Linked DNA regions of Homo sapiens: region 1 is linked to region 2. A link is an interaction called in ENCODE POLR2A ChIA-PET data of the cell type or tissue named here. Cell type or tissue: K562. All regions are shown on one strand. Each heading gives the region's core, and the rest is flanking DNA. Links, peaks and the distances in the headings are about the cores only.

Region 1 (5,365 bases), core at 314-5,313, 190 kb before region 2:
GGCTGCCTGCCAGATGCCCGCCTGCCCATTGATCCAGTGGCAGGGCCTCTTGGCCTCCCACCCCCAAATCGATTCTCACTAAATGAGAGCTGAGCTTCAGGGCTTAGAAAGTGCTAGAGAGGGGAAGGTCGTGTCCTGGGCTCTGCCTGGGGAGGAGCCCTCCCTGAGTGAGCTCCCATGGTGCACAGGGCCCTAGGCTGGGCCTCCCCCTCTCCTACTCTCACATCTCCTCTGCCAGGTGCGGTGCAGGGTGCAGGGGCACAGAGGACAGGCAGTGGACAGATGGCCACGGTGGCCACCATGATGGCTTGAGTGCTGGGCCTGAAGCAGGGCAAACTGGAACTGCAGCAAACCAGCAAATGGAAGGGGGTGGCAGAGGCTGCGGGCAGCCCACAGTCCTCCCATGCATCCTTATTACAGAGCCTTCATTTTCTTTTGAGATACAGGGTAGTCGGCTAAAAGACCACCTTTCCCAGGCTCCTATAAGCCAGGCCAGGAGGTAGCCAATGAACTATAAACAGAAGTTGGGTGTGACTGCTGGCAGAACTCTGCAGAAAAGATCAGACAGCCAGCCTGTGTCTTTTTCCCATTCACCAACCTCCTGCTTCTTCTCTAGAACATGGAAGTGATGGCTGGAGCTGTGGCAGCCATTTTGCACCATGAGACAAACTTGTGGCAGCAGCCATATATAAAAGATGGAGGAGCAGAAAGACAAAAGGAATCCGGATATCTCATGACCACTGAATCATCATCACACCAGCCTTGCATCATCTGCCTCTGGTACTTTTTTTTTTTTTTTTTTTTCTGAGATGGAGTTTCGCTCTTGTTGCCCAGGCTGGATTACAATGGCATGATCTCGGCTCACTGCAACTTCCGCTCCCAGATTCAAGCAATTCTCCTGCCTCAGCTTCCAAAGTAGTTGAGACTACAGGCGCCTGCTACCATGCCTGGCTAATTTTTGTATTTTTTGTAGACACAGAGTTTCACCATGTTGGTCAGGCTAGTCTCGAACTCCTGACCTCAGGTGATCCGCCTGCCTTGGCCTCCCAAAGTGCTGGGATTATAGGCGTGAGCCACTGTGCCTGGCCTGCTTCTGGTACTTCTTTAACTTGAAAGAAAAATAACCTCTTGTCTTTAAGCTATGGTTATTTCATCTCTGTTGGTAGCAGCTATGTGCAATTCTCCAATGATATACAGGGTTAGGGTGAGAAAAAGCAGTTGTTAACGCTATGAGCAAGAGCCTTTGGCACATGGAGGCCTCGGGTGTAGTTAGGTGGGAGTGGGGCCAGGGAGATAAACTTAGAGAAGGGTTAGAGCCAGACCTGGACCCTCCATCATTTGTGTGAAGGGAGACACGCCTGCCCACTGCACCCCACACAGAGATCCTTCCTAGGATGCGGCTTTAGGCTGCTAGACTGAAGGAAGGCTTTCCAGGGGTGGCAGCCCAGGCCCTTGGCCTGGTGGGCATTACCACCATCGCTGGCCTGGCCTCTGGTGCTGCTTGGAGCGAGGCTGAGGCCCTGTGTGGCATGCTCATAGCTGTACATCTGGGCTCTGTCTGGATGCCTCCATCAGGTGCTGAGGACCCCTGCTTTTCTGAGCTCTGCCGGACACCTCTCTGAATGCCCAAAGCGCCCCTGACTGAGTCTGCAAAACTCAGTGCGTGGCCTCACCATGGCCTCAGCCACCCAAGACAGGAACAGGGGCCGCTTCAACTCTTTCCTTCCCTCTTCCCTGTCCCCGCCCCTGGCTGCCAGGCCCTGGAGATTCAGCCTTTCTCAGGCCTGGCCACCTCCCTGCATCCTCACCATCACTTTGCTGGTACCAGACACTACCATGTCTCACTTGGACATCTGCGATCATCCCTTCCTGTGCCTCCTGAGTCGATGCGGATCCAGCCCGGCCTATCCCACAAACACGGCGAGTGTGACCTTTTAAAATCACAGACCAGGCCGGGTGCGGTGGCTCACGCCTGGAATCCCAGCACTTTGGGAGGCCGAGGCAGGCGGATCACCTGAGGTCAGGAGTTCGAGACTAGCCTAACCAACATGGTGAAACCCCATCTCTACTAAAAATACAAAAATTAGCTGGGTGTGGTGGCGCCTGCCTGTAGTCCCAGCCTTGGGAGGCTGAAGCAGAAGAATCACTTGAACCCGGGAGGCAGAGGTTGCAGTGAGCTGAGATCACACCACTGCACTCCAGCCTGGGTGACAGGGCAAGACTCTATCTAAAAAATAAACACATAAATAAAGAAAAAATAAATAAAATCACAGGCCAGGTGACTAGACAACGTCACACCTTCATATACACTGCAAGGCCCTGACAATTGCTGGTGTCTTCTCTCTCTCTCTGCTACCCTCCCGCCCCGTGCTCCCCGCTGCCAAGGAACGTCTCTCAGGTCCTGAATGTGCTAAGCTCTATCTGACCTCAGGGCCTTTGCACTTGCTTTCCCTCTGCCAGAAACACTCTCACTCTCTCCCTTCCCCTCCTTCCCATCATCTAATTCCCAGCTGACCTTCAGGGTCCCAGTTTCACAGCCTGTCCCCCTCTGTCCCTCAGATTAGATCAAGTACCCCTGCGGCAGCCCCTTATAGCCCTGGCCCCCAGCTGTAACTAATGTTTGCAATTATTTATTATCTGTGTGTGTGTCCCCCCGTAGAATGTAACTTCCACTGTATCCCAGCTCTTTGCATAGGGCCTGGCACATAGCAGGTGCTCAATGCGTAGTTCTTGAATGACTGACTGAATGAATGGCATAGCAGGTTCAGGCTGTCAGTTCACAAACATCCCCAGCCTGGTGTGGGCCTACTGTGACTGGAAACAGGATGAGAATATAGGGGAGGGATCTCAGGCTCTCGGGAGGCCACAGTGTCCTCCTCCCACCCTATGGTCCCCGACAGTCGCCCCTCTACACCCGGACAGCCCTTCCCCAGCAGCAGCCGTTCAGCCCCTGCCCTATTACCAGTGGGAAAGAGACTTGGAGGCTGGCAGATCCAAGTTCAAATCCCTTCTCCAACACTCCAACAGGCCTGCGGGCAAGCCACATCCCCTCCTCATCTGTCAGGTGGGCATGGGGCAGTACTCAGCCCATGGCAGTGCTGGGAAGTGGCATGAGCAAGGGACTTCAGGACTCATTAGCACTGGGGCTCTGATGTGGCCGTTTCACTAGCACGCATGGTTGCAGGAGTGTTCTGGGGGCTCTGGCCAACCAGTCCTCTGAGCTGCTTCCAGAGTTTCAGGCTGCATCAGGCAAGTTTCCGTTGTCATAACAACCTGCTGGCTCTCAGGCGCCTGGGCCTGAGGCTCTAAGGATGCTGCCGGCTACCGTGGGCTCACGGCCTGGACCTGCTCACCTACCAGCAGCCTGGACAACCTCTCCTGGAGGGGCTTCCGGCTCCTGGCACCGCAGCCCCTGCCTCTTGACTCATCTGATTCAGTCCTGCTTCCCAAGCCCATCCTGCGTGCCAAGCTCCGTGCTGTGCATGCGTCATCACCCCAAATCCCCACCCGCCTCTGTGCATCAGGACAGCCAAAGGCTCTATTTTCTGCTAAAAGAAGCAGGGTCTCAGAAAGGTGCAGTGACCCGTCGGAGGTCACATGGCTTGGGCATGTCAGGCCCAGGACAGAACCCCAAAGGTCAGGCACTCACACCCGTTTCCTCTCCAGATGCCCAAGCCCCTCTCCTGCTGCCTGGCACACACTGCCCCTGTGGTTGGAAAGCTGGCCCCTGCCAGCTCGGACAGAAGGGGCATGAGGCTGCCCACTGTCTGCTGGGATTGGAGCAGGAAGACCAGGCCACAGGATGTTGGGAGGACCCTGCCGAGTGGGCAGGCATGCCGGGCTTCTGCTGACAGTGCCAAACGTCACCTCGCTTCATTCTTACAGCAGGCCTGAAAGCTAGGAGCAGCTACCCCGCTTCACGGAGGAGGAAACTGGGCTCTGAGGGGTCTCGGGTAAACCCCCATGGTGCGGGCATGCGCCAGGGGCCGCAGCATAGGCCAGCAGAGGTGTGGTCACCTTCACCAACCTTCCCCTCGTCCCAGCACAGAAGTTTATTTTTTTTCCTTTCTTTCTTTTTTCTCTTTTGTTTTTGAGACAGGTCTCGCTCTGCTGCCAGGCTAGAGTGCAGTGGCGCGATCTCGGCTCACTGCAACCTCTGACTCCCCGGTTTAAGCGATTCTCCTGCCTCAGCCTCCCAAGTAGCTGGGATTACAGGCACGCACCACCATGCCCAGCTAATTTTTGTATTTTTAGTAGAGATGGGGTTTCTCCATGTTGGCCGGGATGGTCTTGATCTCCTGACCTCGTGATCGGCCCACCTCGGCCTCCCAAAGTGCTGGGATTACAGGCGTGAGCCACCGCGCCCAGTCAGAAGTGTCTATTATTATTCCCCTTTTGCAGTTGAGGACACTGAGGCTCTGGGAATCCGCACACTTGTGCTCCTAATCACCTGCCCCGCTGTCCCTGGATTTTCCACGCTGGCCTCAGAATCTCCAAGGGCAGCCATGGTCTTGATGTCTCCCAGTCCCCAGCACCCAACACAGGTGCCCCAGTTCTCTTCCTCAGATAGGACATGTACACAGCTGTCCAGGTCTTCCAGGGAGATCCCTGGGCAAGGACGCCCCTGTAGGAACCCCGGCTGGCCGCTGACCTTTCGAAGAGGTCTCACTGCTTCTTCCTTATTTCCTGAGTGGGTCTTCCAGGGCAAAGCGGGCCTGGAAAGGCCAAATAGCTGTTAGTTTGGGTTGGCTTTTCTCCCACCAAAGTCAAGGTGGGGTTAAGTCTCCCTGTCTGATCAGCCCCCTCCTGACCCTGCGCCTGCGTAGTATATGTCTCTGAAGCAGAGGGACATGGGGGTCTGTGAGCAAAACACTGGCATCTGGGAAATCAAGGCATGAGTGACCTGAAGCTTCACCCATTCAACCAACCGTCCTTCACCATCCACCCCTGTGACCGCTCACCCATTTACAGGTGCCATCCACGCACCAACACATCCTTCTGTCTCTGTGTCCCTCACCCGCTGATGGGCACTCATCTGTTCACTGGTCCTCTCACTCCCGTCTCCATCTGTCCGCCTGCCCATCCCTCCATGTCTGTCCATTCCTCTGTTACTTGTGTCTCGTATCCATGCATCCATTGCTTTGTATCCATTTGTGCACTGAGCTGCCTTCTCAGGCCTCTATCCACACATCCGTCAATATACACTCATCACCTATCCATGCACTCACTCTTCCAGTGTCCATTCATTCCTCTGTCCATCATTCATGGACATGTATTCAAGTATTCATCCACCCATCCCAACATCCAGGCACTACCTGTATCCATTTATGTATCCATTCCTTCATCCATCCATCCAAAGATCCTT
Region 2 (5,365 bases), core at 172-5,171:
TCTCTCCCATCTTGTTTGCTCTTCCTGGCTTCATTCCCAGGCAGAGCCTCTCCACTCCCTGTCCCAGCAGCTCTGGCCTCAGGTCCTTCTAGCCTCAAGGTTTGATGACAGACACTCGCATCTGTGTCCCAGGGATAACAACACAAGTCCTAGCATCAACAGTGGTTGGCTTGGCTTGGGTTCTGACCCTCTCCCATGGTGGGCACAGGGGCAGGGCGTGCTCTGGCCAGCTGGGGATAGGGTTCTGCCACTCAAACCCCAAGGACTCATCGGGGGGAGGGTTGGGATGGAAGCGCTGCCTGCTGAACCAAGGGGGCAAAGGTTGAGTATGCAAAGCCATCCATGGCCACTGCAGACTCTTCCAGCTTGAACGTTCTTCCCCCACTCCTTCCCCGAAGAGTTCACTCGGCCAACATTTACCCAGCACCTACGGGGCGCCAGACGGTAGAGACACAAAGCACACACAATCGAGTTGAAGACGGATGTCCCTCTGGGGCAGACACGTGGCACAACAGGACACAGTCTTTGGAGCCCCGCCACTTCCTGGGCATCAGCCCTCTGGCCCTCAGTTCTCCTAACGGTCAAATGGAGCAGCAGTGACAGGATCACGGTGACGCCCCGGCTTCCGTGCTGGGCCCCTCGGTGGATGCTCAGCCACTGCTTGTCTTCCTTTCTTTCAAGCATTTAGAGAACAGAGGCAAGATGTAACTGAGATTTCCAAACGAGCTGCTTACGTGCATCCCCTTCGGGGACTTGCAAATGCTTTCCGCCCGTCAGCCTGGACTGTGCCCGGCATGCGAGGTGCCACGTCCTCCTTCCTGTTGACAGGCAGCTGGCGATCAATCGGTGCTAATGAAGCTCTGGTTGTGAGCTCCAGCGCGAGGACAGGCCTCCTGAGCACTCTCCAGACCCACTCCCCAGGCCCACTTTCCTCCCTGTTGAAAATAATCAGTGCTGAGATGTTCCGTGTGTGGTAGAAGAAAATGAGACAGTCTCACATCCAGGCTTTTTGCAGGGTGCAGGGCGTGCCTGCCCAGACACCCTTGAGTAAAAGGGAAAAATGAAATTGGTGAAATGTGGAATAATTTGAAGAAATTAGACCTAGTTTGTCCAAGATTAAGGGTAGTTCTTCATTAAGTGGCCCAATCTTTCTTGCTGGGGAAAAAGCAATCATTTCAGCCCTTTAATTTCCTTAAGCCTCCCTGTAAGGGCGGGTGTGCAAAGGCTTCTGGGGGTGGTTATGAGGTTGTCGTATTTTAATCACCCACGACTGGGCTTGCCAGGAGACACTGCAGACATTTCATAGAATTCTCAATCAGCCACTTTAAAAGCTCACCGAGAACTTTCTCTGGAAGTCCACCCAATTTTCCAGAGGGGAGGAAATTTCCATTCTCCTTGGTACCTTTGGATATGCTAATCCCAGGTAGCTTCAGAGTGGGGGTCCAGGACCTTCACTGGCTGGACCCTCACATTGGGGTCCAGGTTCCTCAGAGACCCTCTTAGCTCCCCAAGGGGTATATTTGCTTCACAGGTCCATGGGAAAACCACGAGAGGGCAGACGGGGGCTCTGGAGGTGGCTGAGAGCAAGAAGAAGGAAAGAACCTTCTAGAAGTTCCCACAGAAAGGAACAGGGGGCTTCAGAGTGGATGTGGGGTTGGGACAGGCACCTCTAAAGAGGGCCTATGTTCTCAGACATGGAAGGTGGGAGGAGTGGTCTGGGGACTGGGCAATGGCCCAGCAAGGTCACCATGGCAGCCCTGGGGCCCACTGAGAAGCACAGGCAAGGAAAGCAAGATTAGGATGAGTCCCTGGGGCCAGGTCTCACAGGGTCTTGGCAGCCTCTGTCCAGACCTGAGATTTGATTCCTGGGGTTTTAAGCAGAGGAGCGACAAGCTCTGATGGATGGTTCTTATAGGTGCACTGAGAGCTGGTAGGAGCTGGACTGTGAGAAGAGGGAGCCCCATGGCCTGGGCTGTGGCAGGAAGCGGCTGCTCAGCCAGGGTGGGTGAGGTTTGGTGGGAGGCAGTGAGGAGCCGCTAGACTTGAGAGTGGCCAGGCCCAGCCCTGTGGAGTTGCCGCGTTTGAAGGCAGTATTGGGGTGGAGGGTGCAAAAATTCCCCTCCACCCCTTCAAGGGTTTTTGGGTGAGAATTAAAGTGATACAAGACAGATCAGCAGGAGAAACGCACACAATTGACAGACCACACGACTCACAGGCATGGGAGCCTTCCTAAGGCCCGGAGGCGCAGTTACAGTTTGAACACGTAGGCACTGCCTGAGACAAAGAGCAGGACGCTTGAAAATGGGCCAAGGCCCAGGGGCCCAGGCTGGGGGCTGGCTGGGTGGAGAAGTGGCTGGGACGATGAGGATTAGTTTAACGAGGTTTGTTTGCACAGAGTTCCGTTGGCCCCAGCTTCCTGTCCTTGGAGATAAGAGTGGCAGTTTCCTTTCAGTATGGGGAGGACATCTTTCACATGGGAATTTCGTCTCCTGCTTTTGAGAAAGAAAATGAAGATCAGAGGGATCTTCTAGCACCTCTTGCTTTTCAGGTCCCTTTAACTCAAAATAATCAACATGCCAGAGTGGCATATTTTGGGGTGCAGATTCTTAATATTGGTAGACCCAACATTTGGGACGTAGAAGGAAAATGTTGTGGTGATGGATAGATGTGTGTGTGTGTGTGTGTGTGTGTGTGTTGGTATGCGTGTTTGAAGATGACCAGAATCCTCATGGAAAACAGCAAGTGTTAGGGACTTGACTGTAGAATGATTGGTGAGGTGTGTGTCGCAGGGAGGGTGGGTGATAAGATGACCCACAACAGCCAGGTGAGGTGGTGTGCAACTGTAGTCCTAGTTACTTGGGAGGCTGAGGTGGGAGGATTGCTTGAGCCCAGGAGTTTGAGTCCAGCCTGGGCAACATAGGGACCCTGTCTCTTAAAAAATAAAGATAAGAAAGATAACCTGCAAGGGTGTTGTAACGCCTGGAGATGAACAACAGCAGGAAGCTGTAATGCACACACACACACACACACACACACACCCCAAGGCCTGAAGGGGCAGGGGTATCCTAGAGTCCAGAGAGAGCTGGGGCCACAGTGAGGACAGAAGGGACCCAGCCACTGGCAGGACCAGGGCACCCAAGGAAAGGGAGCAGGGAAGAAATCCCAGCCTCCCTGTTCTCCCACTCTTCACTTGGAGCCTCTCTTGGCCAAAGCCAATGAACAGATGCCAGGAGCCCAGAGGACCTCGTGCCCGGGCCAGCCTCCAGGGCGCAGAGTGGGTGGTGCAGGGCCAAGCACAGAGGGGTCATTCTCTTATTTATCTGTGATTGTGCTTCGATCTTCTCTTTTCTTCTTTGATCAGCGCTCTTCACAGTGCCTCTCCGAAATGAAGAGCTTCTCTTGGGGCAGAAACCAACACGCTGCTCCCTTCTAGGAGAAAGTCTCACTCTGGGAGAAATGTTCACTGAGCCTCAAGGTGTGTTCCCAGACGGTCCCATGGATTTACACGCCGCCGGCACCAGGTGCTAAAGCAGCTCAGACCCCACTTTGAGGAGCTCTGTGTCCCTGGGAGGGAGAGCAGGTGTGTTGGGAGGCTGACCCACGTATTCCCTCCCTGCGGCCGTCCCTCCACAGAAGGCCACTGCTTCTGTGTGTGGCAGGGGGTGGGGGGCTCTCCACATACCTGTGGCCCTCTCAGCCCAGAACTGTTCCCTTTGCTGGCCCTTCCCACAGAACCCACGCCCTGTAACCGCCCAAGGCTTCCCCTACCCATGCCTTCCTAAACTGTCCCTTTAGTATTCGACTCTTGGAGTGTGCCTCTGCTTCCCACAGGCCCCTGAGCAATCCAACTACTGTCCTTTTGGATGAGGCTGTGGATGCTGAGAGAGGGGCTGTGGCTGGTGTGAGAGGGGAGGGGCAGCCCTGGTCAGGGGGTGAGGGATGGGAAGAGGCCAAGGAGAAGCGGCTGTGCAGACAGGGTGGCAGGTCTGGGGCTAAGGCAGGGTTCTGCTCTCCCTGTGACACAAGACACCCCAGGGAGGAGAAGGGGAGAGGAGAAGGTGAGACGCTGGCTGACAGAGTCCGCCAGGGAGAGCATCCTTCTAGGTCCATGGGGCCTGAAGAGACAGAGCAGAGGCTTGGGTTGTGTCTGGGCTCCGGGCCTGGCTGCCCGCTTCCCACACTGTCAGTCCTCTTTGAAAGGCCCTGGGATTAGGTTTGCCTGTTCAAACCACCCACCCTCCCATCCCTGGCAAGCTGAGCCCCAACTCTGGGGCCCCTGGAGGCAGCAGCCCAGCCAGCCCATTCTGCCAACACCATCTGGGCCCACTTAGGCCTGTGGTTGGGGCAGGGGGGCAGAGATGCCCTGGCCAGGCAGGGTTCCCAGCATGGGGGGCCGGGGGTGTCCCACAGCTGGAGGGCCGCCAGGGCTGGGCTCCACACGATGGCAGCATGTACGCACTGAAGCTCGCTGGGACCGCCTCGGCTGGGCTGGGACCCAGCACTGCCCTCGGCTCTCTGGCCCTGCTCCCCACTTTTGGAGGCGGCTGCTGCTGAGTCGTCCCAAGTGCTGTCTGGGAAACCTTTGCATCTCTCCTGGCCACCTGCTTCCCCTGGGGCCCATGAGGACCCCTCAGGCCCCAGGTCCTTCATGCGCAGCTCATCCACAGGGAGGGTCCTCCCAGGGTGGGCAGGGGCAGGGTGCAGGTGACTGGGGACCTCTGGTGCCTCCTCGCATGGGCTGGCATCCTCTCCACACCACGCAGAGCCTCTCCCAGCCCCTAGCTGGCCTGATCTTTCTCCTTTGGCCTGAGGGTGCTGGCAGGCGCTGCCCAAGGAGCAGGTGTTTCTCTGAGAGGGGTAGTGTGCTGGAAGGTGCAGTTTGGGGGGCCTGGCCCAGGAAAAATGGACAGATCCACCTGTAGGGCAGACAGGGAGGACCCAGACCCAGAGCTCCACCTGCAAGGTGAAAATAAAACCAGGCAGCCCTTCGCCCACCTGAGACAGTCTGGGCCCTTGGCTGGGTATGGGGTCCTGCCCTAGGTACTTCTCCACCTTCCTTCTCCCTGCCGGCTTCAGCATCTTCTCCTGTGCCCCAGACAATTGCACACTGTCCCCACTTTGTTTCTCTGCCTTCTGCTTTTCTGCTTCAAATGTTCTCTGCTGTGAACTTGGTCATACCCTACAAGACCCAGCGCCAAGGCCGGGAGCTGTGGCAGCCTTGGCCTCGGTGTCCCACTGCCCCAGGAGCTGTTGGAAGGAAGGCTCAGCCTCTGGGGGAGGCAGGGAGCTCTCCCCCGTGCCTGTGAGGTGTTCTAGGGGGCTTGGTGACTTCAGCTGAACAGTGGTCACAGCGCGGGCTGGTGGG

The links. Peaks named below come from ENCODE experiments on the same cell type or tissue, not always from the same donor. Only the 100,000 strongest peaks of a DNase experiment are listed, where the experiment ranks them.
Region 1: POLR2A ChIA-PET joins it to region 2 with 5 read pairs; 2 of 35 experiments call an interaction of 5 or more read pairs at or near these places.

Annotation. Positions count from the first base shown.
Region 1 is chr14:100,578,073-100,583,437 of GRCh38, forward strand. All of the region lies in intron 1 of BEGAIN (brain enriched guanylate kinase associated), which reads right to left. Among named protein-coding and RNA genes, the nearest start is that of BEGAIN, 6.7 kb to the right of the region's middle. In K562, for the core only: no CTCF peak of the experiment used is centred there; no DNase peak of the experiment used is centred there; H3K27me3 peaks cover 1,456 bases.
Region 2 is chr14:100,769,000-100,774,364 of GRCh38, forward strand. No RefSeq gene overlaps it. Among named protein-coding and RNA genes, the nearest start is that of MIR2392, 43 kb to the right of the region's middle. RefSeq lists an enhancer at 2,193-2,487. In K562, for the core only: a CTCF peak has its summit at 1,557 (motif pointing right); DNase peaks (open chromatin) are centred at 1,712 and 2,362; H3K4me3 peaks cover 643 bases.